Regions from separate parts of the Homo sapiens genome. Here regions 2 and 3 are each linked to region 1. Evidence: chromatin loops called from intact Hi-C (ENCODE). Cell type or tissue: natural killer cell. All regions are shown on one strand. Links, peaks and the distances in the headings refer to the core of each region. The heading gives the core; the rest is flanking DNA.

Region 1 (10,961 bases), core at 2,801-7,800:
ACTACCTAGTATGACTCTCCTCTCTGGCCAGGTAAGTCTGTTTATAACCTCTGTAAGATGACACTTAAATTTTGCCTCCTTGCCTTTGCCAAGGCCATTGCTTCCACCTGGAATGCACTCTTTAATTGTTTTACTTGATTCATATCTATCTTTCAGCGCCCAGCTCTAGCCTCTGTGAAGCCTTCCTGGATCACTCTAGTTCTCAAAGCCCTCTCTGCCCTTGAACTACTAAAGTCCTTACTGTCTGTATCTTAGGCATTTGCAGTTGGTGTTGTTAATTTTGCATAATTATATCCTATCTCCAAATTGAGATGTTCAGTTCTTTGAGGATCAGAAACATTTGTTAGGCATCTTTATACCCTCAAAGCAACTAGCACAGTGATTTCACATAATGTAAGGGTTCATATGTTTGCTCATGTGTTATATACCCTTTAAAATAATTTATTAAATAATTATTTAATTACTTATGTTATGTTATAAATATATAACAACAACGACTTCTCACTAATCCAGACTAGCTCCATTAGTAAAAGTTAATGAGGATGTGCTCTATTCAGAATACGTTTCATGTGTTTTTGTGCTGCTGTTGCCTAGAACCATGAAACAGATTTGTAGTTGGTTGTTTCCAGTCCTGAGGAAATGTGGGCTTGCTGAGCTTCTGAACTACATCCTTCTTGTGAGCAGCTTAGATTTCAAGGTTACGTGCTTCCAGAAATAGAAAGGGAGTATTTAGATTCTTTCCTTCCCTGTCAAGAAACTCTGTTGAATCATCTTTTGGCAATAATGCCAAAGTAATTTGTAAGCGTTAGAACATTTGTGCAGACAGCATAAGTTCCTTCAAATAATGCAGTTGCATAAAGCAGTAATGTTAATTAGTCAAAGCAACTTTTTTAAAATCAGTAGTTCTATGCACATGTGACACCACCTTGGTAAAAAGAGCTTTAGAAATTTGAAGAAAATTTTGAGTTGTCCCAATATCGAGAGGGGATGCCACTGTCACTTATTGTGAAATAGCTAGGGATGCTAGATGTCCTGCAACGTGTAAGGCATTCTCATGCAGTGAAAAATTGCCCCACATTCTAACTGGTCTTCAAATGTCCCTCCATACATTTATGTGGATGAAAACTATTTAAACTTATCTGAGCCTAACACTTAATGCCATTTACATATAAACACCTAGGATCTAGTTTTTGTACAGTTTAAATACATGATTTTGTACAGTTTGAATTTTTGCAACTGTTATGTAAATCAAAGAAAGATTACGTTTTGTCTCATATGGAAATTTAACAAGCTTCATTTATCATTGTGAAAAATCATGTTACCAGTGGAAGTACCACTTTTGGTATTTGAATACCCATTGCAATACACCCATCAGATGTGGGACTATCATCTCAAATATTTCCTCCGTAACGGATTTTCCAGAAAAACCTTTTCTCCAGATGTGTTCAAACCCTAGTCTATCCTGCTTCCATAAACACTAAATACAACCTCAATTACACTTATCAACTTGGTTTATAATTTTTGTTTATATATTCATGTCTCAGCTTTTAAACTGAGAACAACTTAAGAGCAAGGACTATGCCCTATTTATTCTTATATCTTTAGAATCTTAGACAGTACCCAATATATAGAAGGTATTTTATAAGTGTTTAGTGAATCCATTCATTCATTCTTGCTTTCATTTTATAAAAAATATTTATTTTGCACTTACTATGTACAAAACACAGTGCTAGATGATAAAAATATTGCAGTGAGCAAATCAGATATGGATATTAATCTTATGGAGCTTAAACTTTAATCAGGAAGAAAAAAAGCATCAGTTACCAATTTTTAGCTTCTATAGAATTATCCTAAATGCCACAATTAATAAGTACAAGATGTCCTTTTCGGGTATGAATGAAGAAATGAGGCCTAGGCTGGAAGAGAAATAGAAAGCGATATTTAAGTGTATCAGGTATCTATTGCTTCATAGTAAGTAGACCTCAAAGTGGCTTAAAATAACAACGATTTAATTATCATTTACAAGTCTGTGGATCAATTAAGAGGTTCTGCTGATCCAACCCCAGCTCTAATCTCAGCTGTGCTTCCTTATGAGTTTATGGTCAGCTGGGAGTTGGCTGGTCTGGGACAGCCTCAGTCAGGATCCTCCAGCAGACTAGCCTGGGCTTTCTGGGTAATGGTGGGGTTCAAAGAGAGTAAGCCCAGGCCTGCAAAGCCTTCTGAGACTCAGAATTGGCACAGTCACCACTCTGCAGCATTTCATTGACCAAGGCAAGTCACAAGGCCAGCCCAGATTCACAGGGTAGGAAAAGAGACTTCACCCCTCGGCCATGGAAGGAGCTGCAAAGTCACATTTTAAAGAGGGTAAGAGTGTAGACACAGGAAGGGGTGGCCATTGTTGTAATCAGCAGCACCAAGTTAAGGCGTAAAGAAGGGATAGGAGTCAACCAAACAGTTAGCTGAAGAGAACTGTGGTCAGCATGTCAAGGCCCTGAGGCAAGAAATAGCATGCAGTCGTCCAGAAGGCTAAGAAAGCCAGAGCGGCAGCATGCTGAGAGTGAGGGGTGAGTTGTACAAAATGAGGCTGGTAAGAAGGAAAGGGTCAGATGTTGCAGAGCCATGTAGTGTGGGCCTTGTTGCGATTTTCATCCTTTATCTGAAGAAATGTTTTAAGCAGGAGAGGGAGATGATTAGTTATTTAAATTTTCTCCAGTGATACCAATGTGCAACCAAGGTTGAAACTCTCTGTGTAAAAGAAAGGCACAACTTAGGAAGTTGTTATTACTTGTTATCCAGGTGAAAGACGACAGTAGCTTGAATGAGTGTAGTTACTTAGTGAATGAATGAATAAATAAAATTAAACTCCAAGGGAGAGATTTAGGATCCACAGGAAGACTGCCTTGTTTCAAATCACAGCTCCAGCACCCACTAGCTGTACTTGCTGGGGAAACCTCAGTACATTCTTTCATCCCTTTGTGCCACAGAGCCTTCTTTCCCAAAACGGAGATAGCAATAATACCTACCTTAGCAGTGCATTATAAAAACTAATGCATTAATGCTCATAGAGCAGTTATCATCATGCCAGGCAAATGATAGGCACTCCATAAACGTTAACTACTGTGATTGTTGTTAAAAGGATGATGTCTGAGGCAGTACAGTATCTCATGCAGAAAAGCTCTCATCCCAAAATGAATCTCTATTCTAATCCCAACTATACCCTGTAGCTCTGACTGTGCTCATGTGGTTGCAATTAAGCCAAAGCCCAAGGTGGGACCAGATACTGTCCATTTCATCTCGGCTTGTCATCCATCCTCCTCAGGTCTGCCTGGTGCTCTGACATCTGGCTTCCACTCATCTGGGGGAGGACAGGGAGAAGCCAGACAGCCATGAATCCTGCTGTCTGCTCACAAATTCGCAGTCTAGGGAGGGCTAGGGGGAGTTGCTGTCAGGGGATATGTGTAGCTCAGTAGCAGAGGCTGATGCCCTTGGGCTGTGCCAGGACTGGGGGTCAACTAAAATCCTTCCGGAGACTGCAGAACCCAGTCGTGGCCTGGCTTTCCCTAAAAACTCCCCAGCGACTAAAGGTGAAACACCTTAGAAGCAAGGAGGGCCATCGGAGCCTGAACCTGAGCTGTTTCCATGTGTGCGTACAGCCTTGTGGGAACAGAGGGAGAGCTCCGTTCTCAAGAAAGGCCATCATACGTAATGAACTGTTTTGACCAAATTACATACTTAAAATATGGCCTAGAACAAAGGCAGAACACTAATGAATCAGAGTGGTGAGGGTCTTTGAGTGGTAGAATTAGAAATGCTTTTACTTTTTTCTTTTTTGCCTTTTTGATAATAAGCATACCATTTTAACAATCAAAACAGTGGAAATTTACAAATGAAACTCTAAGTATGTCAGGGAGTTCCCCTCATTCTTAGCCCGTGAGTTGCTTCTTATAACCCTATAGTTTAATTCCAGAGAAAAAAGGTTTCAAGTAGAGCCAATCTCAGTTTACTTCACTTAGGGAGATTAGACACATACGTGACCCCAGCCAAGCCACCACAAAAACGCCCCCAGCTCTTGCCCCATATCTCCTACACGTCAGCTCTGGCCACTTAAAATTTCTCTTGCCTATTGCTTAGGACAATTGGCCAAGATCTCACTGGTGATGTAAAAGTTGAGTTGAATCTTAGATGAGACACAGAGTGCTACTTACTACATATAAAGTACTTAGCATAGTTCCTGACTAAAGAGAGATTTGAAGAAATGTTATTAGCAGGATTTCAGTCTTTCTCGCCAGAACACACTTGATGTTGACTGAGATCCCTGAGCTCTGGTCCTCTGCCTGATGTGAAACATAAACAAAATTAAAAGGAAGTCAGATAATAAAAACAGACCCTTGCTAGAATGTCCCTTGTTGAAGTCACCTAGGTGCTATTGGTAGATACAAAGTGTTTTATGAGCGATGCTGGTAAGAGCTCTTTTCCAAGTTATCTCCCCAGGCACCTCTGCCTGAAATTGGTGGTGGTTACAAGCAGAGTTTTGAAGAAAGACCTGGGTCTGGACCCTCTCTCCCCTGCTTACAGTTGTGGGATTCCAAAAAAGCTACTGTCTCTGTTTCTTATCTGGCGCTGGGGCAATGACTCCTGCCTTACACAGCCATTGTGTGAATACTAATCCATGATGTCATACCGCACATGCCCAAGAGCAGGCAGGAGGCCCTCTCCCTCACTTCTTCCAGGCTCTGATGGAATGGCAGCTTAGTAACAGCCTTGCTGTAGTCACCCCGTATTCAGCAGAGGCTCTCCTCCAGCCCAACACATATGCACAAAGGCTCTCCCCAGCCTCCTGCCCTGCTTCACCATTCCCCAGTGTCTTTATCTCCACCTGAAGTTTCACATGTACTTGTCTGTCTCTCCGAAGAATTTAAGTGCCACGAGGGCACGGTGGTTTATTCACCTCTTTAATAGTAGCTGGCATGCAGTAGGCACTCTGTAGGCATTTGGAATTAATGAATAAGTAAATACCTGGATTAATTAACTAGTATTTCAAGGGAGAGTGGGATCCTTGGGAAAGAAGGATAGATTACACCACAGTTTGCTATAGAAGGATGCCTAAGATTGGTCTTTGTCAGTTAATTACTCACTGATATAACATTGGCTAGTCAGTTGCTCTTGAGCCTCAGTTTTCCATATCTAAAAAAGAGACAATGTCACTTACCATACTTACCTCAAACAGCTAGATGGAGGATAAATCTCAAACATGGGAATAAGTCTGCTTTGAACACTGTAACTCACCATGTAAAAATGAGAATTTGGATTTTTTTAAGAAACTTAGCAGTTAATTTCCTGGGTAATATCCTAATAGAGAAATGTCCCACGTGGTATGGGACAAAGGAGAATGCCTCATTTGGATCCACATCTGATTTTAAACCTTGCTGCATCAACCTGACCCACCCAACACAACTTCACTCCCTTGGTCCCAGATTGGCAGGCACACAAGCCCTGAGGACAGTATGGCTTCAGGTCTCCCATCCGCCCTGTCAAGCAAGACGCGCAGCTTGGCACAGCCAGCCCTGTAGCCAGCCCAGGCCTCGTAATGGGATACAGAGCTCGTCGCTAGGTGCAGCAGAGTTTGCATCAGGCGTTGTCACTGTCTGGTGGTTGCCTGGTGACCCTAATGGAAAATGAGTGGAGGCAGCCCCTACCACAGAAACCACTCCCTCAGCTGGCAGGCTTGTCGGAAAGCCCAGTGCCATGGGAGGGGGAGGGGCTGCCACAGAGGAGCTGTCACCCAGGCGCCCTGTGTAGGTGGTGGCAGGGACGGGGAGAGAAGGGCGCAGAGCCACAGGAGGGCTCAGCAGTGGTGTCTGCTCTCCCTTCTGCATGAATTGTTGCTCATAAAAGATGGGTGAGCCCAGCACAGTAACTAATGCTTATCCCCAGGCCCAAATTTAGGTAAAAGCACACAAAAAGTCTCATCAGTGGTCAATGCTCCACAGCTCCAAACACAGGAAGGTGCATTCTCAAGCTGTTATGAGAAGCTCACTCAAGCTGATGGTATTGACAGCCACAGCCCCCATGCAGGGAAGGCTGGACCCGACACCTGCCCACGAGAAGCAGCATACCTGGGACTGGAGGGACTTCCTGGCCTATAAGAAGAACACTAAGAGGGGAGGAGGACTCGGGCTGATTGGGAAAACAGATGGTGAGCTCCATCCGTGGGAAAATAAATGACAGCGTGCATTTAAGAGGTTGAGCCCCAGAGCCAAGCCTGCTGAAATGCCAGCTTATCAAAAGCACAGGAGCACTGTGTGCTAGACGCTCTATCATACTCTCTTCCATCCTGGTTTCTCTTAATCCCAAGATAATGTCTGTAGGCATTGGAAAGTCTTGCTTGAGAGACGAAGAAATGTAGGCTCAGAGAGGTTGAACAGTTTGTCTGAGGTCACACAGCTACTCAATCACAGGATTTAACACAGGCTTTTCTGCTTTCAAGTCTAACATTCCTTCTCCTAACATCGTGGGAGAAAGTGATTTTCCACCAGCATACCAACTGTCTTTCTCTCCTCTATTCCCTTTCCCGAATATCTGGCAAGTAACATTCCCCAATTCAATATTATCTTTTTATGATCTTGAGAAATCAAGAATTAAGTTCATTGATTTATTTGTTTGTTTATTCATTTATCCATCCAAAAACCTATTTATTGAGTAGCTACCAATTCCAGGCACCAAGCTAGGTGCTAGGGAGTCCACAGTGAACAGATGTGGTCCCAGTCCTCAAGGAAATTGGAAGATATTTATTTAGCCCTCTAAAAGATAGTTTACAGAATTGTGAAGCAGCTTAGCACAAAAGATATACCAATTACCCACCTTTGTACTGTGTCTCCCCATCACTATTCCTCCTGTGTTTAGAAAGAAACACGATCTCCATTTTATTCCATTCTCCTCTATTCAAATCACTTCCTAAGCAGCATGTCAGTGACATTTCCAATCCTGCTAGTGATTAGTGTCTGTCCAATGAAATGGTGATGAGGTTATAAAAAGTAACAAATAACTAATATTGTGTAAATACTGTGTGTGTCTATATATATATAGACACACATATATATATACATATATATACATATATATATATAGACACACACACATATATATATATATGCCGAAGGTCATTCAATGAATTTGTTACCGTCACTACATAATGGGTTGAGTGCAACGAAGAATGGCTGAGGCTGCAGCTGAGCTCAGTCTCATTCATGAGAGCCTGAGTCCTGGAGGCCCTGCCAGGAGTTGGGCCCTCCCTGTCTGCCTCCAGGCCTCAGTTTGGAGCGGTCCTCAGGTTTCTGGGTGCTTCACTTCATTTGTACTTGGCCGAAGACAGTTTCCTGTTTCTAAGAAAAGACTGCTTGGATGTCTTTTGAGGGCCTTTGGACAGCAAATCCTGCTGGCCTGGGAGGGGCCGAGGGGCAGCACCAGGGGGAAGGGAAGCCACCAGGGAGGGCTTGTTCTCATTAACCCCTTCCAGCCCGAAGGTGTCCTGGAACTCACAGAGTGAGGCGATTGCAAACGTTTGTCAGATTGGATGAAAAATGAAGACAAGTTTATGCTTGGGCCAAATATGCCTGAATTATTTGAAGAACATCTGGATTTGCTTAGCCTAAATGAAAAGATCTTACATGACAAGGACTACAGAAAGGGACCTGTGCGTCCAGCACCTTGGAGCATCCGGAGAGACCCTGCCCTTTCTCTGTCTCCCGCTACAGCTCTCTCCAACTCTGCCTTTTCCTTCCAGCTTGGAGTCCCACAAATGGCTTTTCCAGTGATATCACACGCTGTTGCCATGGAGGCAGCTGTTATGGCCAAACAAAACTGTGTGACCTTCACCCTATGGCTTGCAACCTGTGGCAGAACATGGAAGGGAGTCACTCTGTGACCACAGGCCTCAGTGGAGCTCTCTGGGTACAAATACAAATGGAACTGCTGGGACACACTGTGGTGGGAACGGAGACCCTGTGACGGAGCTGGGAAACGCTTGGGAGGGTGGAGCAGCGCAGCCTCCTGCGGCGACAAGGCCATCCAGACCCTGATGTGAACAGCAGCTGCCTCTCCTCTGCCACTGCCAGTCCAGCCCCACCCACGCTGGACTCTGCTCCCCTCTCATCCAGCTCTCTCCAAGCCTTGGTGAGCCACAATTAACAGCAATGCTGGCAGTGGCTTACACAAGCTTTTGATGGGAGAAACGCTATGCTGAAGGTTATGAAAGCAGGTTCTGGAACCCTAGCCACCTGGGTTCTAATCTGGGTTCCACGACTCAACAGCAGTGTGGCTTTACAAAAGCCACTCGGGATCCCTAAAGCCTCAGTGTCCCAATGTAAGACACGTCAGCCCTTGCAGGGTTATGATCATCCATTGAGATCATGTAGGTGGAATCCTCCTAACAGATCTTTCTGTGTTCACTCTTGCCAAAAAATGAATCTGATCATGTTGCTGCCCCATTGAAACCCTCCAACAGTTTCCCACCACCAGGAATAAGATCCTAACCATGGTCCACAAGCCACACCCGCTGGCGGCCCATAAAACTCAACTCATGGCTGGGCGGGGTGGCTCATGCCTGTAATCCCAGCACTTTGAAAGGCCAGGGCGGGCAGATCACAAGGTCAGGAGATCAAGGCCATCCTAGCTAACATGGTGAAACTCTGTCTCTACTAAAAATACAAAAAATTAGCCAGGAGTGGTGGCGCACGCCTGTAGTCTCAGCTACTCAGGAGGCTGAGGCAGGAGAATCGCTTGAACTCAGGAGGCAGAGGTTGCAGTGAACTGAGATCACGCCATTGCACTCCAGCCTGGGCGACAGAGCAAGACTCCGTCTCAAAAACAAACAAACAAACAAACAAAAACAAAAACTCAACTCATGCCCTGGTCCACTGGTGGATCTGCTCTGACCACCCACCCTGCCAGGCCCTCTCTCTGCCTTCCAGTGTGCTCTGTGCAGGAGTGTCAGCCTGCTCTTCTCTTCTCAGGGAGACCCCCACCCCCTATTGTCAAGTCTTCTGTCTCAGCACAAGTCACCTCCTCAGCAGGGAACCATGAATCTAAAGCTGCTGTGTTCCCCACCCCGGGACTCTCTAGCCCATTTTCTGTGTAGTATTCTTTTTTCCTTTCTTTCTTTTTTATTATACTTTAAGTTCTAGGGTACATGTGCACAACATGCAGGTTTCTTACATATGTATACATGTGCCATATTGGTTTGCTGCACCCATGAACTCGTCATTTACATTAGGTATTTCTCCTAATGCTATCCCTCCCCCAGCTCACCACCCCACGACAGGCCCCAGTGTGTGATGTTCCCCACCCTGTGTCCAAGCGTTCTCATTGTTGAGTTCCTACCTGTGAGTGAGAACATGCGGTGTTTGGTTTTCTGTCCTTGTGATAGTTTGCTGAGATTGATGGTTTCCAGCTTCATCCATGTCCCTGCAAAGGACATGAACTCATCATTTTTTATGGCTGCATAGTATTCTATGGTGTATATGTGCCACATTTTCTTAATTCCGTCTATCATTGATGGACATTTGGGTTGGTTCCAAGTCTTTGCTATTGTGAACAGTGCTGCAATAAACATACATGTGCATGTGTCTTTATAGTAGCATGATTTATGATCTTTGGGATCACTGGGTCAAATGGTATTTCTAGTTCTAGATCCTTGAGGAATTGCCACACTGTCTTCCACAATGGTTGAAATAATTTACACTCCCACCAACAGCATAAAAGCGTTCCTATTTCTCTACATCCTCTCAAGCGTCTGTTGTTTCCTGACTTTTTAATGATCGCCATTCTAACTGGCATGAGATGGTATCTCATTGTGGTTTTGATTTGCATTTCTCTGATGACCAGTGATGGTGAGCATTTTTTCTTGTGTCTGTTGGCTGCATAAATGTCTTCTTTTGAGAAGCATCTGTTCATATCCTTCGCCCACTTTTTGATGGGGTTGTTCGTTTTTTTCTTGTAAATTTGTTTGAGTTCATTGTAGATTCTGGATATTAGCCCTTTGTCAGATGAGTAGACTGCAAAATTTTCTCCCATTCTGTAGATTGCCTGTTCACTCTGATGGTAGTTTCTTTTGCTGTGCAGAAGTGCTTTAGTTTAATTAGATCCCATTTGTCTATTTTGGCTTTTGTCATCATTGCTTTTTGTATTAGTCATGAAGTCCTTGCCCGTGCCTATGTCCTGAATGGTATTGCCTAGGTTTTCTTCTAGGGTTTTTATGGTTTTAGGTCTAACATTTAAGTCTTTAATCCATCTTGAATTAATGTTTGTATCAGGTGTAAGGAAGGGATCCAGTTTCATCTTTCTACATATGGCTAGCCAGTTTTCCCAGCACCATTTATTAAATAAGTGCTTATTATTTGAGACAGAGTCTCGCTCTCTTGTCCAGGTTGGCGTGCAGTGGCACGATCTCCATTTCCTCACTGCAAGCTCCACTTCCCCAGTTCAAGCAATTCTCCTGCCTCAGCCTCTCGAGTAGCTGGGATTACAGGCACCCACCATCACACCGAGATAATTTTTTGTATTTTTAGTAGAGCCAGGGTTTTACTATGTTGGCCAGGCTGGTCTCAAACTCCTGACCTCAAATGATCCACCTGCCTGGGCCTCCCAAAGTGCTGGGATTACAGGTGTGAGCCACCAAACCCAGCCAATTTGCTCTGCAATATTCATTAATGTCTAAAATTATCTTAATTATTTTTGTGATTTTTTTGTCTGTCTCTCCCAGGAGTAAGTAGGTCCCAGGAGAGCAAAAATCTTGTTTCTTTCAGTTTCTAGAACAGTGTCTTGCACACAGTAGGCACCATATGTATATATATGTTTTATTAAAGTATTTAATGTGGTATCTAGTAAATATTAGCTGCTTATGTTATTAAGTAATAACAATTAACGTATATTATTATTTAAAAACATACTACTATGGTTTTTTG
Region 2 (10,961 bases), core at 3,396-8,395, 200 kb after region 1:
TGAAAGGCAGGATCCCTGGGTCCAGTACCAACTGGCCCTGCACTCCCGAATCCAAGGCACTTCTACTGTAGTTTTTCAACAAATTTATATTCTGACCTGAGCTATACTAGATAGTACTCAGTGCTAGGATCAGGGCAGAGAGCAACATAGACCCCCTAGGCCCCCGTCCCAGTGGTGCATATGGCCTGCAGGGAGATGGGGGATTGAGCTTGCGAAAAGCTCTGTGGCAGAAAAGCACAGGAGGCTCTGAGAGCACAGAACAGGCCACCTGGCTCCACCTGGGAGGTCAGGGAAAGCATCTCCTATGAAGTGACTTTCAGGAAGAGGCTGAGGAGCAAGGAGGAGGAGCCCAGAGACGATGGAAAGGGATGGCACGGACCTGGTAGGCAGCCCTGGTTGGAGGAAGCCTGGCCTGCCTCAACCACAAAGAGGCTGCTATGGCTAAAGTGTAAAGATAAGAATGGGCCTAGGCAGCTCCACTGCCAATGAAAAAACAGAAAGGCTGGGGACACAAAGACCGCCCTGGAAGCTGAGAGTGACCGAAAGCAATAGGCCTGCATACATGTAAAGTTGAGGCCTGCGTACGTGAAACCACCTAAGACGTGCAGTGACTCAGGAACAAAATGAGTCGGGCAGAGGAGGCCCACTGTGCCTTAGGAAAGGTGGGGAGTGAAGGAAGGTGGGCACCATGGAAACAGAGCCGGAGGACCCAGCTGGGTGCTGGGAGCAGCATTTGTAGCATCAGGGGATGCAGAGAGCAAGTCCAGGCTCTGCACTCACCATTGAGTTAGGCTGCGTACAGCCAATTTTAGCTCTGCATCCCAGACTGCAAAGATGGCAAGTGTTCAGGAAAAGGAATGAGCTCAAATAAGTAGGGGAGTCTTGGAGAAGGAAGTAGAAAAGGCTGGAGTTGAAGACGACCAAAGGATGGGTAAATGAGGTGGAGGGTATTCCTGGGTGGGGAAAGAAAAGCAAACCTGAGGGAGGGTGCACCCGGATTGTATAGGGGGCAGCTGGTCAGGGAGATGGGTCGGACATGCAGGGCACCGGGCAAGGAGGGCCTTTGAGTTCTTGTCAGGGGACGTCCATGAGAGGCCAAAGAGCACCAGTGGAGGATTTTGAAAGGTGAGCGGCAAAACAGTGTAGGTGGGGGAGAGATTAATCCAACAGTGGTGGACAGCCCGGAAGGGAAAGAGGGGAGGGAGGCAAGTCAGGGGCCGCAGCAGCCTAGGCTGGGCAGGATGGGACTGAGGGGTGCACCGCAGGCAGGGGAGAAAATGCCAAGTCCGAGCATTTCTGAGCAGTAGCATGGACTGGGAGTGTCGGTGGAAAGCTGGCTCCTGGGTCTGAGTGACTGGGTGAAGGCAGGGGCAGTCTCTGCAGAAGGGCAGGCAGGGCTGGGGGAGGCCAGGAAAACAGATGGGGAAGGGGTCACTTTTGAGGAAACCCAATATACAAAATAAATTAAAGGGAGCTGCCCTGGTTTGAAAGTAGAGGCACTATGAGCCCTAGCCCTCAGCCCCCCACCCTCACACTCAGATCTCGAGGACTTCCCAGAACAAGGCTGGAAAGTCCCTGTTAGAGCAGCTGAAGATCATGGACCAACCCTGGGGCAGAGATCAGGGTCAGAGATGAAGATCTGGGGTCACCAGCATGGAGCTGATAACTAAAGACACATATGGCATCACCCAGAAGGACAGAGGCGGTGCAGGGCTGAGCGGTGGGGAGGCTCCCGCTAAGCACCCACCCTGTTTTGCCATTTCAAATGCCAGCTCCACGGTGCCACAGACACCATCTCCTGCTCAGGACTGTCCTTCCTGCACTGCCTCTCCTGTATCAGATTCTGTCTGACTCCATCTCTCCCTCCCTTTCTATGTGCCCCTGGTCCAGCACACAGCCAGCCTCCTTGTCTTCTTTGCTTCTTTCTCTCTTCCTTCTCCCACCTGCACAGGCACCCGTCCATCTGGGCTCCTTGCTTTAGACTCTCTGAAGCTTCCCACCGCCACTGCCCCCTCATCAGGTCTTTTTGGGTGGCATTTCTGATTTATTTTTAGCCCCTGTGCTATCCTGAGGATGTGAACAATATTCCTGAGTCATGATTTTGCACGGAAACAGAGGCAGACACTCCCTGCACATCTCTGAAGATGGCTTATCAACCTCTCGCCAGGCCTACAGGGGAGAGAGCTTTATCTGACAGTTCCTCTTCTGGATGGACGTTTTTCCTTCTTCTCCTCCACCTCCAGCTCAGCCTCCAGCTGCTCCAACCCAGCGGGCTTCAGTCAGAGAAGCCAGCTGTTCTGGGGCAGCAACTTGAGCTAACTTACCCGTATCCACATCACATCCTCAGCAGAGTTGGCTTCAGGAAAAAGGGATTGTGCGAAAGCCTCTGGTGTTTCTGTTATTGAAAACAGAGAGCAAACCAGTTCAGAGAATGAGCAAGGTGAAACTGTTTCTAAAGAGTCCTGTATTGGGGGCCAGAGACTTGGGTTCTAGGCTTGTCACCTTAAACAAATCACTGAATTCCACTCAAGGAGTATTTTCCAAATCCCTCCTCTCTGCGAGGCTCCAGCCTGGGTTCTGGTTTCACTTGAGTAAAACAAGCTGATCCTAGTAAATCATAATAATGGCTGTATTTATTGAACAATTACCACATGCAATGCAACATACTAGACACTCAGAAACACTGACATTTTTCACAGGAAGAAACTGGATCTCAAATTGTTAATGAAGTGGTATGGCCAAGAAATCCGGATTTAAAATCATTTTGGTGTCATCAAATCCCAGGTATATCCACTCCAACTCTCTCTTTCTTCCTGGGCCTCTTCTAGCCCCAATCGTTACCTGCCCCCATTGCAGAAGAAAGAATAACCAAATCTTAGACAATTACCCACTTGCCAGGTGCCCCGGCTGGCAGGGTAAAATTCAGTGTTTGGGGAGCTCAGAATGATGAGGGATTTGGAGATCCTTCACGCTACGGAAAACAGTCACCAAGCAGGACCCCATGCTTGGCTAAGCCTGTGAAATATCTAGACATAAAACATCTCTGCCAGCCAATGCTCCCAAATGGAGAAAAAAACATTTTGTGTCTGTGGCAAGATTTCACCCAATTCTATCATCCAAATTTTTAAAAGTAAATTCATTTGAATTTTGTCATGTAGTATCCAATGCGACAGGATCATCAAGTGTAAGATTACAGTGTCAAACCGGAAAGACCCAGCTTCCTGGCCCCTTCTCCCATGTCCTCTCTCTCTCTGTCAATCTCTCTCCCTCCCTCCCTTTTCTCAACAGCAATGCGCTTCCCCCTCCCCTGGCCCCACACACATACCTTTGGCTGCAGCTTGAGAACCACTGCTTGCCTTTTAGATGCTTTGTGATTTCCCAATAGAAAATATAAAACGATGTGCAAATTACATGGCTGGGGTAAGAGGTGGGAAAGAGAAAGAAGTCCTGAATCAAACTCAGAGACTAGTTTCTTCCAGATGGACGTGAATAATCCCAAGGGTGTTGCTCAGAGAGGGGCCGGTCTGCTGACCATGATGCAAGTCCTGGGACCCGGCTGTTCCCTGTAGGATATTAGTCACTTCATAAAACCTCTAGGCCAGTTTCCCAGGCTGTGGGGCCCTATAGGCAATTTCCCATAGGGTCTCAGAGCCTGAGAACCTGTGCATCTTACTGCCTGGTGGTCGGTTCATGTTGCAGCAGATGTGATTTGCCTCTTGAAACATGACTTCAGCAAATGTCTCAAGACAAAGCTGTAAACTTTCTTAACTTCTCTCGCAGAGGGAGCTCCAGGACCCAACCCAGCATCCCTCCTTCTGGCCATGACACGTGTCGGAGCCTGGGGAAATACAGAGCTTTTGCCTTGAGGAAATGCCACACGTGTGTTTCCAAGAAGCCACACGCTGGGAGTTCCAGGGATGTTCTTGGGGCAGATGAACGGACAGCAAAGAGCTTGGAGCAGGAAGTTCGGTCCCCAAGGCACTTCCGAGAGGAAGCTGAGGAGGGAGAAGCGTGGACTCGTAGGTGGCCAGATTCAGAGGTCACTCAGCACGAGTCCCTCCCACAACACTCCTGTCTTGCAAGCCTTGGGTCTTAGCTGAAACTCCACCTTCCCCTCCCCAGCAACTGATTTCACCCTTGGATTCCTTTCTAGGTTTTAACATTCTTCAGCAGCTGACAATCACATGGCAGGGCAGGGTGGTAGGGATATCTCATCAATGATGGAGTAAGGAAACACACTTATTCATTATTCACTAAGTCTATCAGCCCTAAAGGTTTCTTATTTCCAAACAGGAAGGAATTCAGATTTAAAAGAGGGAGAGATCAGAATGGATGACGATTAGAAGAAGAGAGGAAGAGGGAGGCAATGCAGCCAAGACACCAGACCAGGAGGGGAAGAGCTCCAGGCATCAGATATCTGTGCTGGGCGGCATCGCCCGACCCACAGGTGAGCACAGGTCCAGCTGGGGTCTTATGAAGAATGTTCTTGTGTGGACGTGAACACAGTCAGCGATGCTGTAGAGGTGACTCCCTGGACACACTCCCTTCGGGTGGCCCTGATCACCAGCCACTTGAGTTCTTGTGTCTGTGTCTTGATCTATCCCCAAATGATAATAGCAGCTTAGGATAAAGCTAAAAGCATGCCTCCTAAAAAGCAAAACTGGTATTTTCCTTCTTGATGATGAAATACATAAATGTGTCACTTTGTAGTGAAAAGGTGATGCCTCCGTAATCAGAGAGGTCACCTTGAGGCCTGAGTATGTAGTTTGAGGCTGAGGGCACAGCCGTTTGTTCCAAAAGCTCCTTGCAGTTTTGCTGTTGCTTAGGTTAGGTGGTTGTTTTTACTTTTTTTTTTTTAAACTTGTTTTTGTAGTGGCATCAATGTTCACATTCTATGAACTCTGTCCCCTAGAACCCAGACATCTTTTCTAGAAACCAAGATATTGTTTGCTTCCTTGAATTGTCTTTAGAAGTGCAGAATTTAGGAATTAGGAAAGTGATGGGTGGATGTCACCCTGCCCCTTGTGATTGACTCCTGAGAGTTCGGAGGGTACCACGCCCACCATTGACTTAAGCCGCTGTCTTTTCTTGTGTTTGTGGCCATCATTGCCCCAGCTGTGCTAAGGAGACCTGTGTCAAAACTTACATCCCACATTCCTGCTTTCCACAACCTATTACCTGCAGTGTTAACCCTAAAATGCCCACATGTATTGAGCTGGTCTTCTGCATTTAAGGATTTATCCCCCGTCCCCCAGCACCTCTGTGTGTAGGGGTAGCGTTCATAAACCTGAGTTTGCCTTTGTTTTCTGCCCTTGTTAGACCCTGGTACATGCAACAGACTCAGATTTATATTCGTTGTAAAGTTGTAAAAATATTATGAAGTCATCAATTTTCCTTCCGTCTCCACATCGCTTAACATCTGATTCACAACTTAATGTATGTCCCAAAAAAAGAAAAGAAAAAAAGGTTGGGGGGGAGCAAAGACAGGCTCTTTATCACTTAAAAGCAATAAAACTAGACTGTTCTACATTATATAATAATTAATAAATAAAATAAATAAATGTATCACTTTAGTTGTGAGGCAGTAGTGTCAGCTAACATAAAACTAACATAAAAACCAAATAAGATTTAAAAAAAAAGGAGTCCAGAATCTGGGGCCTTATCCTTTATTCCAACCCCCAAAGTCAACTGTCTACCTGCAGTATGGGCTCCTCAAATCCCTGGGAGGGGCTCTAAACCCACCATTGACCTTTCTTGAAGGTCTACCCAAGAAGCTTGACTCTGAATCAAAGAGTAAAGGTCAGGGCGAAGGAGAAATCAAGAAGCTTGGGAGAAAACAAAAAGAACATGCCCAGGCCATCCAGGGATCTAACTTGCCAAGTTTTAAACCAACCTTCTGAGCTCTAACAAAATGCACACCCCAGGGTATTAGGACTGATTTACTCTGGCCTGAGGTGACTTCCTGTTTTTGAAGAGAAGAGGTGGGTAGCAACTCAGAGATGGGTTCTGGGCACCGGTCGGCTTTGACAAAACAGTCCTCGCTTGACTTCAGCATAACTGGGGCAGATAGGGCGAGATAGGATTACTCCCCAAACAAGAAGTTTCACAACCAGGCAGGCCGCGTGCCTAGGAGAGCGGGCAGCGGGGTTGGGGGGTGGGGTGGGGGGATGCCAATGCAGGGGCGGGGCTCCCGGGCCTGAGAGAGAGGTGACAGGCACCGGTGAACTTGCAGGGTGACTGGCTTCAGTTGTCTTTTTTCAGCAGGAAACCAAAAAACAGTGCTAAAAGAAGGTGACTGAGAATCAGGAAGACATACTAGCTGCTACTGCCTGTTGCCGGCCTTCTTGCACTTACTCCCCCCATTTAATCACCAGAAGGGAACTCACAGAGGGCAGCAGCTCATTGCAGGGACCATAGAACTAAGGTGCACAATCAGCTCAGTAGGGCAACAACCCACACTGAATTTTTTAAGTAAGACCAAGTTTCAAATACCTCAGTCAATAAAAGCCAGCAATTAGACCACGTGTCCTGTTTCAATAACGAGAGTGAGGTTGCCACCACCATGGGCAGCAATAAAGTTGTGAGCTTGGCTCTGACTTTGCATCAGGGGTGCCCCCGGCTCGGCAACCACTCTACATCAAACAGCTCACAGATCCCCTCCTCCACTCACCCTTTTCCCCCCCGCAGGTGTTCTTTTTCTGAATAGCAACAACTACCACACCCCAGCGTGTTGTTTGTTCACTGGTGTTCCTCCATTTTACCTTGAAACACAAGAAAGCATCCAATAAATAATGGCTAAAAGAGTGAGTCAATGTAGGAATCTATTATCTACGTTTTTCCAGCCAAGCTTCTTATGAATAAGGCCCACGATCAGAGTTTTACAATTCTGTATCTTCTCGGTGTCCTGTACCCAGTAGATGCTTTAATAAACACGCACTGACAGATCAATTCCAGTGGATCCTAGGTCTGGATGAAAAGAAAGGAATAAAGGACAGGATCCCAGAGGGCAGGAGGGCCCACACTCGGTGATGCTGGGTGTTACAGAGAATGCGCCTGTCACCAGGATCCCGACACTTAGGGTGCTCACTCAACACCCCTGTGCCTGGACCTTGGCTTGCCTCAGCCCAGAGAATGCTGCCTGGCAGTCACGTTCCTCCCCCACCAACTTCTCTTTTCCTCGGACGCTCTGTTTACAAGCTTTCCCCAACCTACACTCAGTGTGACCTGGTCTCCACGCGGTTTCTGACATTCCCACACCTAAGTCCACCAGACCCACTTGCTCTTGCACCCCATTTAGAGATATGAAACCCTTGGTTTTTACCTAGCAATCAATCTAACTGCAGCTGACTTTCTCCAGGGGTGAATCTCTCTGACTAGGAAAGCACTATAAATTTGAGGGTGGGATAGGAATAAGACTGGAGAAGGGTGGAAAAGACCCAGTCATCTTACTTTTTTGTTCTGTCTAACAATTGCAGGTGCTTTCATACAAACCTGTTGCCCTTAGCAACCATCCCAAGGACTGTAAGTTAAGGTTTCCATTTCCATCCCACAAACAGAGCATGAAGGCACAGAAAGGTCAACCCTCACAGTATGCTGCTGGGGCACAGTCCTTCTGGCCCGGCTCCCACACACAGACTCCCTGTGCAGTTCTGTGGGGTAGTCCAACCCAGCACAGGATCTGGGATCAGAGAGACCTGAGTCTAAATTATGCCACTGCTAACCTTGAAAAATGTATTTAAACTCGCTAAGCCTTGGTTTTTCTCATGTGAAAATTAAAAAAACGAAACATCTAGCTCACAGAGTGTGTGTGTTATTTAAATGAGATAGCAGCAGACACAAAATGCCTGGTCTGCATCTAGGCATTGCAGATATTTGATAGGGCAAAAGTCAGCATGTAAAACTGTTTTTTTTTTTCTAGAATGCCAGGCACAATACCAGGTTCAGCAAAGCTTGCAAAAATAATACTAGCCACCAAAACGAATGAGAAAAGGGAGGACAAAAAAGGAGAAGAAAAAGAATTAAGGTAATTAGTCTATTTGCACTAAAATAATAATTGTAACAGTAAGTAAGCTAGCTGCTATTTGGATGGCTGGAAAGTTGTTAACCACAACATAATGCAGTGATTGCTAATATATATATTACACAGAGGAAGGATGGAGGGACGCTTTCTGTATAGGAAGGCCTCACACAGTACCATCTGAAATGGGTCTTTATGGATAAGTTGGACTCTGACAAGGAAGGAAGAGAAATGTTAGGCAGAAGGACTCACACATCATAAGCCAACACCCTGCGTTTGGAGGGGGGCTGAAGCAGGGGCCGCCTAGGGAAGTGTGCGGGAAAGAGACTGGGAAGGTAAGAGGGGCCATACCATGAAGGGCTCGGTTTGCCTGACTGAGAAATGAGACTTTATCTCTGAGGCCTCAGAGGTTCCCAGTAGCAGGAGGTGGGGAGACATGACCATATTTGCTTTGGAAAGAACTATGGTGGCTGGGTAGGGGACACAGAGGAGGGGAAGTTGGAGCAAGGAGACGATTAGCAGTCACTCCAAATAGGAAAGTCACACATGGATAAATGGCACCATATGGCAAAAACAGTGAAATCTTCAACGTCAAAGGTGAGCCCCAGAATCACTAAAAACTAAATCCTAGGTTGGGTTCCCTGGCCTAGGCGATTCCTCCGCCTCTGTGCAAGAGTCACCATGAACCCTATCTCTGCCTTCCAGCTGCCGTCCAATCCAAGATAAAGGTGAGTAATCCAAAGGAAAGAGCCCCGAAAACCAAAGGGAATATTTATTTTAAGTAGTTTGACGTCTGTAGGAAGGGGGAAAAAAATCTACCAAGGCCTGAATGGGGAGCCATGACATTCACAGAGCCTAGCCATTGTGTAAAGAGAAAAGTTCCTCAAGATTATGTTTGTCCAAGAAATCAGACAGTTTACGGTCCCCAAGTCAAAACACTCAAGGATTGGAAGCCAGAGTTTCCTGGGCTGAACCCAGTTACTAACTAAAGTGAAAAGGAAAGAGTAATGAGATGCCATGAATTGTTGTTAAGCGGGTGGAGTTGGTTGCCAAGGCTTGAATCCAGCAGATGCAACAGCAGAAACTGGGGCTTGCCAGGCCCCCCGCCCCCGCCCGCTGCCCCACCGCCCACCCTGACCTGGCGCTGCTGGGGTCACTGTGACTGGACCTACTCACAGCTGCAAACACCCTCCCGCCATGGGACACGGGGGAGCTTGAGCCTGGCTGAGTCATGTAAGCCAGCCAGATCAGTGCCAGGCTCGCCCCAGAAATCAAAAGAGACCCCTCTCTTCTTGCTACTTGGGTGACAGTCTATACTGGTGTCCTGCAACAAATGACCACCAGAAGGAGCATGCCAGCCCTCCTTTGTCCTTATTGGAGGTGTTGTGAGAGGTGGGGGAGATTTTATCACCTATAGGAGAAGAGGATAAACCCAGGAAAACCGTTCATGTAAGGACAGTAGGGAGGAAAAGGGGAGGAGAGAGAAAGAATGACAGGGAGGCTGCCACGCCCTTCCAGAGCCTGCTCTCCTCCTTCCTCACCTAGCTCCTTCCACATCTACCCTAAATGAGCTCAGGAGCTGAACTTGGTTGCCCACAGAGTTCTTATCAGGACCACCCTGGCTGAAACACTGAGGGAAGAAATAGGGACAGCGATGAAGAAAGAGTGCTGCTTGACATTGCCATGTCCCATCTGTGCGTCAAGTCACTGAATGTGACCTGTTTGCAGTAAGTTAGAATCCAGCTGCCGCCTGAGAAAGAAATACACCAGGCCCCTCTGGGCAGGTTGTGTGTGTCTGGGGTTGCCCAGTGACCCTGGAGATTGCTCAGATGTCTCCCACGTGATCACACCCCGGTGGCCTTCAGAGAGGTATACACTCTGAATTAGGGCCACTGATGGAGTGGCAAGGTGTTTGGGGCTTGAAGATTTGCCAAAGTGTAAGTCTTAAAGATTGTATTTGTGGAGAGATCCTGAAATGTCTCCACATTTGGGAGATATTTGTGTTTGAGGGTTACAGAGCAAAGATTCTCTTATCAGCACAGCACGGGGTACAAGAATGGCAAGTTTAGCTCAGCAGTCAAAGTCATGAGAAATTCAGAGGGAGGTGTGAAATTTCTTCTTAAAACTGAAAAGCAAAAACATTTCACAAACAAACGAAAAAGGAAAAACCACAGCTAAAATCCGTAAACTATTAACTATATCTGTTTATTAACAACAACAAAAAAAAAAGCAGATGGAGAGCTTTTTCGTTAATAAGCTAAAAAGTTCGTGTTTTTGTTTTCTGTAAGCCTGTTTTAAAGAAAGCTCCATTTCTCATGACTGACCTTCTGAGAATAGAATGAGGTGTTTTCTGCAGTGGAGTCTGATTCTTTCATCACTACCGAAGAGCACTGAGTGATCACCCACACTGCATGGCAGAAAACAGAATGTACTGTTATACCGCATTGATGCCATCAAAGTGTTTGTGGAGTGTAAAATTAATATTCGGCTTATGAGGGTAGGCCGGGGGAGAGGGTGGGTGTTGTTTTGCATCCCACATCAGGACACCCTGTATTTAAACACACTTTGTGTCATCGAGGGTGCTTTCAGAACCCATGCACCCAGAACCAAGTTCGGCCGTCAGCCACATGGAAAGGCAGCACCCCATCCCTTCCCCTTAGCACTTCCTGACCCTTCTCCTTTTGCTTCCTACTCCTAGTTTTCCCCCTTCCGCAAAGAAAAGAGTTCTAAACCAGATCACAGTAAGACCTTAGGGATGAAAGTAGCCATCCCCTTCTGAAGGTGTTTGCATTCTACAGAATGGAAGGATTCTGGCCAGGGCTGCAGCAGGTAGTGGTGAGCATGAAGCCAGGAAGGCTAAGATCAAAATCGGGGACCCTGCGGGAGATTGGAGGGGACTTCTGAGTGTACCTCACATTCCATCAGATAGGCCCTAATCATTTTG
Region 3 (10,961 bases), core at 1,964-6,963, 80 kb before region 1:
GTAGAGCTCAAATCACAAAAGGCCATATTTGCAAGAGCATGGCCTTGATGTTGAAGGTACTGCAGAGCCATTAAAGACTAGCATAAAAAGAATGACAGAATTAGGCTTGCAATGAAGAAATACTCTGCTTCTCAAATGAAAAGCAAATTGAAGGGAGGTGAGGCTGATGGTCAGGAGGCTATGGAGCAGTCCAGATGAGGGCTTCCATTTGTAAAGTGCCTGATCATACCAGATACTAAACTCATCACTTTTATGACAACAAGTATGAATGAGCAGATGCTAGTTTCCAGACACTGTTCTGGGCAATGTAGACACAGTGGCTGATAAGCCTGACAGAGTCCCTGACCTTGAGCAGCTTACACTCTAATAGGGGGAGTTAAATACATAAGACAATTTCAAGGATGGATAAATCCTAGAAACTGATCATCTCATTATGTTACTTGCCCACAATTATATGGAAAGTAAGAGAAAGAGCCAAGATTTGAGCCCAGAACTGAATCCTCAGTCTATGATCTAGCCCACATGGACTTTAGGATAGAAGAACAACTTGGGCTCAGATGCGGTGGGAAGAAGGTGCAGAGGAGCTGGGGAGATAAGAGTCTGGATGATCCTAACGGCAGACTCTTCACAGTGTGCTGTTTAATCAGCTATTATTGGCTGTGGGTCAGCTAGCTGAGTAAGTTTATAATTTGCTATAAGTCTTAGAATTTTCGTTAACTCATTTATTCACTCATTCACTAATGAACATTTACTCTGTTCTTGGCGCTTGATCTCTAAGCATGGAGGTAAATATAGAGCCTTTCCCTTTAATTTGTTCATAAAAAAGTGGGAAATCAACCAAATAAACAGAAACATAGAGAAAAGCAGGATAGGTGCCCTTAAGATAGTTAATACTGTACTGAATAGCTGCCTGCCAGATGCGGCATTACATGAAATATGGCAGGAAATATCAAAAGACATCTCTGTTTGTTACTGTTACTTTTTTTTTTTTTTTTTTTTTTTTTGAGACGGGGTTTCGCTGTTGTTGCCCAGGCTGGAGTGTAATGGCGCGATCTTGGCTCACCACAACCTCCACCTCCCTGGTTCAAGCAATTCTCCTGCCTCAGCCTCCCGAGTAGATGGGATTACAGGCATGCACCACCACACCCAGCTAATTTTGTATTTTTAGTAGAGACAGGCTTGCTCCATGTTGGTCAGGCTGGTGTCAAACTCCTGACCTCAGGTTATCCGCCTGCCTCGGTCTCCCAAAGTGCTGGGATTACAAGCGTAAGCCACTGCACCCAGCCTGTTACTGAGTCAGGCAGAGAATGGCAATCAATCCAAGAAGAATGTGGGAAGGCCAAGATATGTGTAAGACAGTGTGAGAAAACATTGAGGCCTGAGAAACTTAAGGAAGATGTTTAGACTCTAGAAATATCTGTCATTCCAAATGGCACTTCCATGCATACAGAAATGTAGCTTATTTCTTATACAGAGTTTTGTTTTCCAAACCAGAAATGCCAGAATAAACCAGCTACATAAGAGTTTTCCTCTTAAGGAGGTCCATTCTGTATTTGGTTGAATTGTGTTCATATTACATAAAAGAGTTCTAAACCTAATCTTTTAAAATTGCCCCCAAAGCCTGAAGCACATTGTCCCAGATATCTTTTCTAGTGCTTCATTTTTAGTCCTTCAAATATAAATTTGATTTATAGAGACAGTCTAAATCTGTTAGAGCCAGGTGTGAAGAATACTAAGAACAATTTTGTGGGATGAATAATGTTTGATAAAAAAGAAGAGCAATAATTATAATCTAAAATTCACCGAGTGCTTTCTCGGGGTCAGATGCTGTAACAAGTGACTTTTGTTCTCAAAAAAATCTATGATATGGATATAATTATTTTTATTCCTACTTTATTGGTGAGAAAAAGATCTGAGAGGTAATGAACTTGTCCCAGGTCATATAAAGATTCTGAATCAAAATCTGTGTCTGAATCTAGGACTTGAGTTTTTAACCATTATGTCATTCTATTCCTCTGCCATACGAGATTCTAAAATGAGGGCTTATAAGTTAGACAAGCAGCAAGACCATTTTATAAAGCTTCTTGTAGCTTAACATTCTAACTTTTGGAGACTACACATCATAATACATTACACATATGACATATTACACATATGACGTACGTGTAATGTACCTATATTTTGAATAGATGTGGCTTACAGATAGTCTCTTGAAATGGCTAACAGATAACTACATAAACAGGTACTCAGCTTTACTAATCTTTAGGGAAATACAAATGAAAACGGCAATGAGATATCATCTCATACCTGTTAGGATGACTATTATCAAAAACCCGAGATAACAAGTGTTGGTGGGGATGTGGAGAAAAAGAGAACTTTTGTTCACTGTTGGTGGGAATGTAAATGAGTACAGTCACCGTGGAAAACAGTCTGGTGGTTTCTCAAAAAATTAAATATAGAACTACGCTATGACCCAGCAATCCCTCTTCTAGGTATATATCTAAAGGAAACAAAATCAGTATCTCAAAGAGATGTCTGTGCTTCTAAGTTTACTGCAGGATTATTCATAATAGCCAAGACATGGGAACAACCCAAGTGGTCTTTGGTGGATGAATGTATAAACAAATTGTGGCATATGTATACAAAGGAATATTATTCGGCTATAAAAACGAAATCCTGACATTTGCAACTACATGAATAAAACTTGAGGGCATTATGCTAAGAACAATATGTGTAATGACACAGACAAATTCTATATGATAAGAGAAAGACAAATACTGTATGATCTTACTTATATGTGGACTTTAAAAAAGTCATATTCATAGAAACAGAAAGTAGAATTAGAATAGTGGTTGTCAGGGGCTGGGGGAAAGAGAAAAGGAGAGATGTGGTCAAAGGGTACAAACTCTCCGTTACGAGAATAGGTTCTAGAGACTTAATGTACAGCATGGTGACTATAACAATACTATATGATATAATTGATTTTTTTTTTTTTTTTTGAGACAGAGTCTTGCTATCTCCCAGGCTGGAGTGCAGTGGCATGATCTTGGCTCACTGCAATCTCTGCCTCCCGGGTTCAAGCGATTCTCCTGCCTCAGCCTCCCAAGAGGCTGGGACTACAGGCACGCGCCACCATGCCCAACTAATTTTTGTGTTTTTAGTACAGACGGGGTTTCACCATGTTGGCCAGGATGGTCTTGATCTCTTGACCTCATGATCTGCCTGCCTCGGCCTCCCAAAGTGCTGGGATTACAGGCGTGAGCCACCACACCTGGCCTTGAAATATTTTTAAACAGTAGATCTTAACTATTCTCACTGCACACATACACAAAAGATAACTATGAGGTTATGGATCAGTTAACTTGTTTGTGGTAATCATTTCACAATGTATACATCTATCAGAACATCATGTTGTACATGATAAATATACTCAAATTTTATTTGTCGATCATACCTCAGTAAAATAGGGGGAAAAATAATCTGTGTTGAATTGCTACAGTCTCTGACAAAATTATTAATAAGTTAAATATGTATTAATTTTTATTTACAGCTTTATTTTTACATTTTGGGCCCAGTCATTCTTTTTTCTAGTCTCATATTTTGTGAAGGCATCGAAAAACATGCTGACCGTAGGGGCACCATGGCTATAACGACTTGCCTACAGTTTGTTTCCAAGGAAAAGCCGTAGAAAGGATTAGAATCTCACAGTTGGATTATGTCTGTAGTCTCTTAAAATGAATACTGTACTGTGCCAAACAACCTTTAGTCTCCTTGCTTAAAAGCCTCAAGTCAGATGTATGATCTCTCTTACTCTGAGGAAATGCAGGGGCGTGTCCCTGGTGATCATCTTGGTTGAGTTTCCTGTCTTGGCTCCGTTGCCTGAAACCTCATCCAATGTCACCTTTTAGTGAATCTAAAAGCCACTCAGAAAATAGGCAGAATCTACCTATTACTCTGAATTATTCGTGGGCAGGGCATAGCGTACCCATCTCCCAAATCACACTTCAGCTTTAGGATTTCTACGTCTTACCCCCATAGGTATTTTGAGGAGCAGGGCAGCCTCTATCGTGGCTTCATTTATTTTGCTTTCGGAAAAGTGGAAAGAGATTTCCCTAAGCACTGGAAAGAATCTGAGATAGGAAAGAGAAAGCCAGAAGAGAAACAAACTTCAGACAGCAGCGTGGAGGAAGGAAGTGGAAACAGAGACCAGATGAATTCCGCTCCCCAACTTTCAACCCAAAACTGCCTCCTGAGCTGCGGGGTCCCAGAGGCTCCTGGGTCCTCCAGCAGGAATCAATGTGCACATTTCCATATCAAAGAAACAAGCTCCCCGCACAGGACCTCAGTGAAAGGAGATCTGCACTGAGAAGAAAGCGAAGTTAGGCGCCTCGGCAAGCATTTAGAAATAACTTTAAGCACCAGCAGCTCAGGCCTCATTTTTGTAATGCTCAATCACGGATCACCTATCGACCAACCCATCAAACTCCCCGCCCCCAGCACTTTTATTTCTCCTCTTTAGGAAGTACACTTCAGTATCTTTGGCACAGTGCATGAGCACGACTAAAGTAAAACATCGCAGAAAACATAGCTTTAGTCTACCCTTCGTGTCCTAAAAGGAAAACCAGTAGCTTCCCAGGCCACCGGAAGGGCAACACATGTCCTCTGCAGTTTCTGCACACGGGAAGGTAAAGACAGAGAGAGGACCTACTCCTCAACACAGAAACATTTCAAAATCTTTCCTCGCCTGCAACCCAAGCTGAAGTCATTCTCCCCAGAAATAACAAAAGTTGGAAGAGAAGCCGGAGACAGGATAGGTGCAGGAAGCCCACACTTTGAGGGCAGCACTCAGACACCCTCTCCTGTGTGCAGGACGTGCCGAATGTTCAGGTGCAATGAGAATGAGCCATGCTTGGCTTACGAGGGCAATCTGGCCCATCAAGTGGCCTTCGCCTCTGGGAGTAACAAAAATGCACTTCAAAATAGCTTCTGTAATCAAGCTGCATGGGTGGAGTACTCCCCAGCTGACTCCAGGAAGTTCTCTATCCAAAGCTATTCATTAGGCCAGAGCTGTGCAAATAATTAGTCACCCACTTGCTCCATAACCCTCCATGACAGCCCAGGCATTGAGTCCAGGTGGGACCATCAAGCCATGCTCTGGTGGCTCATGCATTATCATAGAAATGGGAGGCTTTATTTATTTTACTAAAAAGAACAAAAACAACAGACTGCTGTCCTTTAGACAATAGGATCACGTCATCTGAGCCCTCTGTGCCCCAGGTGACAAGCCCAGCCCCAAGTTCTCTTTCCTCAGCCTCCCCACACATGTTCTGGAGGAGATGGGCCCAGCAGGCTGCTCTGAGGCCTGGCTGTCTCATCCTGAGAATGCGTCACCGTGAAGTGCCCTTGCAGATGTTTCCTGGGCTAAGCCTGACAAGGCTGAGAGCAGAGACTTTGGCAGCAGGAGGCCAGGGGGAAACAAGAGGCAGCCCTGAACTCAGCCTTCACGGCCCTCCCTAAACACATGGGCCAGCCACAGGGAAGAAAAAAATGCCCTGTAGCACAGGAATCTAAAACATTGCTGTTGTTCTAGTTAATAAAAGGACTTAGAGATTGAAAAGAAGTACCATCTGTATGGCTGGCAACAGACAGCATGATTTTGATGACTGACTCTGGGGAGATCTGAGAAAACAGTACATAATATGTCCTTACCTCTGCTCCATCATTCATGACCCAAGCTCCTGCCCTGTCTTCTCAGGAAGATTCTTACAGTAACTCCAGTTTGGAATTCCCCTTTCATATTTGAAATAACAACAGTAATAGTGACCACTAATGCTTACCGAGTGTCCACTCTGTGCCAAGCATCGTGTTTTTATCATCTTTTTTGTTAGGCACTGTACATGGATTAATACAATTACAACCCACCACAACCCCATGAGATAAGTACTTGTACTATCCTCATTTTATGGGTGATGATACAAGAAACAGAAAGGTTCAGCAACATGCCTAAAGCCACACAGCTACTATGAGGCAAAGTCTAGGTTTGAACTCAGAAATTCTGACTTCAGACTCACTTATCTTATTATACTTCACTTAGTATCTCCCATTAATTAATTCATTCATTCTTCCTTTTATTTGTTAATTCACCAAATATTCTGGGAAGCTACTTGTCTAGACACTGTATGAAAAATGAGAATGGATACAAAGCAACCTCAGACATGAACTCAAGGTCCTTACAAGCTTAAACGTATATGATACATTTCCAAATAGCAATACTATGAGGACAGCTGATACTCACAACATAAGTCTTGGTGGTCACAGGAGATCTATCATAGGATTTCACGAAGAACCTGACACTGAAAACCAGAACTTGAGGGAAATAAAACCAAAATAGAAAGCATTGCTCACAGAAGCACGTTCAAGCGTAGCCCAGCAGAATGCATGTTTATAGACAGCAATTTTCTAGATTGGTAATTATGACATATGCATGAGTAGCACCATGAGTGATAAGAACAAGACTGGCAGGTTATGGCCAAAAAATGAAGATTACTGAGTTTAGGTTTATTTGTAGACCAAGGGGAGTCCATGAAGGTATTTGAACAAAAGAATGATGCAATGAAATTGTGCTTTGGGAAGATTAATCTGCAGTGTACATCGTGACTAAGTTAGAAGGGAGAGAAGAAACAGAGGATGAGTTGGGTGACTATCACAGAACAGGCAAGAGATAATGGCAAGTTAAACCAGAATGAGATGGCAGTGGTATAGAGTAGAGCTGCTGGGGAACCCGCAGGGAAAGTTCAATGAAAGGACGTGTTGGCCTTCTGTATATGAAAGCCCATGGAGGGGAATTGTGCGTAACTAGGGGGCTGGAGGAATATTGTTCTATTAAGAAAGAGAAGAATTATGAGGATGGTGTAGTTTATGTGAATAGTACCAGAGAGTTTGACTTTGAGCTCCATGTAAGTATGTACATACTTACAAAGCAGAGAACTGAACATCTTTGACTATAGCTTAGGAGAGAGTTCCAATGTGCTGAAAGAAATTTAAGCATCATCCACACAATAGTGGCCATTATAATGGTAGATGGAGATGGAATTGACATAAAACAGTAATTGCAGAATTTTTTAAATTATAGAATGAAAAATAATACAGGCTGGAAGTTCCCTGAAGGTGTCACATATCCCTGATTTATATTCAAGGCCATAGGCTACACAATAGGCTTACAATAAATAGTTATTTGTGGAAAAAATGAAGCCTTGTAGATTCAGGATAAACTAGAAAATTAGTCTGGACAGCTGCGGAAACTTTAACTTCTACCCTGAAAATCATAGTAGTGGACAAATTAAACTAAATTTCTTCTCTAAGCCATTGGTAACTTTCAGCTCTAAAATGTCAAGCCTTTCAGAAGAGTGGACTTGTGTTTCCCATCTCCACATCCCATCCGCAAAATGCGGGCAGAAGTTTCACCTTCAGCCCTAGAAACATCTTTTCAAACTCCACAGAAGAATTTTAGACACTGTTCTAAACTGCAAAGTAATTATTAAATGTTGCATTTAATATTAAAAAAATAAGTCCCTTTTATCAACTTCTTATAAACAGAAGTTGTTTTTAAGAATTGCTCAGCCTGGTTGACAGATTGAAGAGGGTGAATTCTGAGTTAGGGCTCCAGCCAGCTTTCCCCAAATCAAGGATGATGGACATGATGTGTGTACACTTGAGATGGGTCAATATTCAACAGTGGCCAAAAGCACACGCTGAGCGGTAGAATAATTTCCACTCGAATTTTCAGGTCAACCCTCTAAGAGATATTTGGGGCAACATGATGACTCTGCAGTGGTTTTTCTCTGGTGGTTCTGTGTAGATTGAAGGATGGTTGAGGAGATAAACAAGGAGACAAACAGAGTGTTACCACAGATACCTGAATTTGTTTCTTCTCATCAAAAGTTATTTACCACACACTGGTTCTTTTGATCTCTTTCTGGTCCCTATCAAAGACATTGGCTTGTACCTTCACCTAATTCTCAAATCAAACTTTTCAAACTTTAAAATTTAAAAAAAAGAATTTAATTCATTATTTTATTTCATCTTTTTACCCTTTCTGCCATCGTCTTTATATTTCCCATCTCCCCAGGTAGTATATGATGAAATTTCCTCACCTTAGCCTTATATGTCAGGGGAAATGTTGAAATTAGCTATTTCTTGGGACCTAACACTCAAACTTAGATTCATTTTTTTGGTCTTATTTTTCAGACCCAAAGTAAGATCAAAGCCTTAACTAAGATCACCCAGCACTGGAGGGACTGTGGTGGGACATAAAATCTACAGCTTCCATAGCCTGGGAGCTCAGAGCATGAGGAAACAAAAGACCATCACTTCATCATCCTCAGCTTCAGTAAGGCACTAGATTTAAAGGGTTAGAGATAGTAATAAGAACCATTTTTAAAACTAGATTAAAAGGTTAAAGTAGAAATTGGTATTGTCGTCTTTTTGTAAAATGCATATGGAGAGGGGGAAAGGAGCATTTCGGTAATCCATCTCCAGTCTGTGCATTTAGTAAGTAAAACGCTAACCAGCATGTCCGCGTCCACACTTCTACAAACACACTCCTCCTCCTCTCTGCTAGATGTAAATGACTCCACAAGTCAGAAGCATGGAGTCGGCCTGAAATATCTTGCCCCTATTCCCTTTCCCTCATATATAATCAATCTCATTAATCAACACTCCCACGTTTAAAGTCTGCTCTAAAAACAAACACATACATATCTATCTTGTCAAGACTAGTAATATCAAAGGGGAATTTTGCCCCTGAGAGGGATATTTTATATATATTTATGGTGCTATTACAATTATATGATCAAGAATCATTGTTTCTGTATTTTTAATTTAAGGCATGTTTCCATGAAGGATACCCATGCATATGAATAAATGAAACTGTATCTGTTTTTCCACAAAGATGTTTGAAATTCTTTCGTGAATTTCACTCAAGAAACTCTTTCTTGAATGCACTTTGCATTCAAGACCCAGGTTCAATCCACAATTTGGGGTAAAGGTCCCCACAATCAAGTCACAGAATCTTGTTTGAGCTAACAACCAGTTATTCTACCCAAAGTAAAGAGTAACTTAAATTTTCCCATTGTTCTTCCAGGCTGGAAGATGTAAGAAACACACACAGTATAGTGTAGGTTTCCTCCATAGTTAAGTACCCCAGAGCTAGGCTGAAATCCAGTGTTGGATTGTTTCCAACTTATAGTAGGGAACCGCCAATGACATGAAAGAGCATTACCTTACCGGACTGATTCATATTCTACTTCCAGTCATAGTACAAATGATCACATGTCCACACCCACATGTGCTCTGATAAGTAGTCAATTGAGAGGAGTGAGTCAGGGAGCCGTAACTTTGCAGCCAACCTGCCAAGAAGAACTGATGCTTTTAGAAATTCAGCAGCTTTCATTGGCATAGAAGTTTCAGCCTTATAGGCCCAGGGTTTCTCTGAGGCAGAGGCAAACCCTGTTGTTATGTTGTTATCTCAGGATTCTTTTTTTTTTTTTTGAGACAGAGTCTCACTCTGTTGCCCAGGCTGGAGTGCAGTGGCACAATCTCGGCTCACTGCAAGCTCCGCCTCCCGGGTTCACGCCATTCTCCTGCCTCAGCCTCCCGAGTAGCTGGGACTACAGGCGCCCGCCACCACGCCTTTCTAAATTTTGTATTTTTAGTAGAGACGGGATTTCACCATGTTAGCCAGGATGGTCTCGATCTCCTGACCTCGTGATCCGCCGCCCTGGCCTCCCAAAGTGCTGGGATTACAGGCGTGAGCCACTGCGCCCAGCCTATCTCAGGATTCTTAATGTAAAAACAGTTCAGTATGGAAAGCGTACTTATGACAGAGCTGTTGCAGAATGTGAAATCACCCATGTGCCTAAGTGTCTCCCTACTACCTGGAACACTAGACCACATGCAGCAGGCCCGCCTCCACAGGTGAAGGCCTCTGTTCAATTGAAGAGGAGCTTTGACACCTTGGAAACAGAGGTGGAGCCAAGAGGCTGGAAAAGCCTACCTGTCACTACTGAATTTTCAGAACACAACTGTAAATACCCTCTGGGTTTATTTGGGAGAAGAATGTGTATTATAAAGTATAGTTTGTAAATCAAAGCAAAGCACATAAATATGATCTTGTTCACATAAGTGCTAAGAAGGGCTAAATATATTTCCCTAGAATCGGCACGATCCCAGGGCTGAAGGCTGAAAGAAACCCCATCAAGCCCAGAAAGACACTGGTAGGTATAGTGGAAATAGTATTTGTCTTAAATTTAAAAAGCAAAGGTGGAACTCCAAGTTTGCCACTATCTATAAGCTATTTATCCCTTCTATATTCACTTTCCTTATGGATAGAGAGGATTGAGTTAGTTGGCTTTTAAAAATCTTTCTCGCATGAAACTGACTGTAATCTAAGTCCCTTTTCCACTTCCTTTTTATTTGGTTTTTATTTATTCATTCAGTATATTCATTCAGCAACATTTATTCAAACACAAGACATTGCTAGATATGCAAATAGCTGCAACACCTTAAGCCCAACTCATGGTCTCCCGTGGCTTTTCATATGTCTTATTCTCTTTGAGCCTCACAATAATCCTGTGAGTATAGGCAAGCCTGTCATGTCTATTGCACTTTAACATGAGGACACAAGGAATTGGTGAGAATAAATGTTTCAACAAAAATGATATGTCTAAAAATGATAAGAAATGGGGTCAGTAACCATATCTTTTTACTCTTGGATTAAACTTTCATCTACTATTTCAAATTTTCTCACCAAAATAATATTCTGCCCTTTTAATTGGACATTATTCTTTATAAAATACCCTCTGGAAAAAACCTAATTTGATCTTTACAAAACTCATACAAAGTTGTTAGAATCAAGCCTATCTGACACAACCAGACACGAAATAAAGACTTGAGCTATGTTA

What was found. Peaks named below come from ENCODE experiments on the same cell type or tissue, not always from the same donor. Only the 100,000 strongest peaks of a DNase experiment are listed, where the experiment ranks them.
Region 2: it touches region 1 in a loop (8-fold over the local background); 2 of 110 quality-filtered maps call a loop at or near these places.
Region 3: a loop joins it to region 1, with 2.2 times the contacts of the local background. A loop is called at or near these places in 16 of 110 quality-filtered maps.

Annotation. Positions count from the first base shown.
Region 1 is chr11:128,417,100-128,428,060 of GRCh38, forward strand. All of the region lies in intron 1 of LOC124902789 (a long non-coding RNA gene), which reads left to right. Among named protein-coding and RNA genes, the nearest start is that of MIR6090, 100 kb to the right of the region's middle. RefSeq lists enhancers at 5,228-5,728, 7,735-8,029. In natural killer cell, for the core only: no CTCF peak of the experiment used is centred there; a DNase peak (open chromatin) is centred at 5,702; H3K27ac peaks cover 1,508 bases.
Region 2 is chr11:128,618,380-128,629,340 of GRCh38, forward strand. LOC105369568 (a long non-coding RNA gene) reads right to left here and starts at 3,867. Exons shown (of 7, transcript XR_001748441.1): 1 at 3,326-3,867; 2 at 2,503-2,607; 3 at 2,325-2,395. RefSeq lists enhancers at 3,332-4,531, 9,895-10,104, a cis regulatory region at 5,784-6,670 and a silencer at 6,012-6,061. In natural killer cell, for the core only: no CTCF peak of the experiment used is centred there; DNase peaks (open chromatin) are centred at 4,655, 6,162 and 6,602; H3K27ac peaks cover 2,867 bases.
Region 3 is chr11:128,337,659-128,348,619 of GRCh38, forward strand. No RefSeq gene overlaps it. Among named protein-coding and RNA genes, the nearest start is that of LINC02098, 130 kb to the left of the region's middle. In natural killer cell, for the core only: no CTCF peak of the experiment used is centred there; DNase peaks (open chromatin) are centred at 3,843, 4,203, 4,333, 5,383 and 1 weaker place; H3K27ac peaks cover 2,757 bases.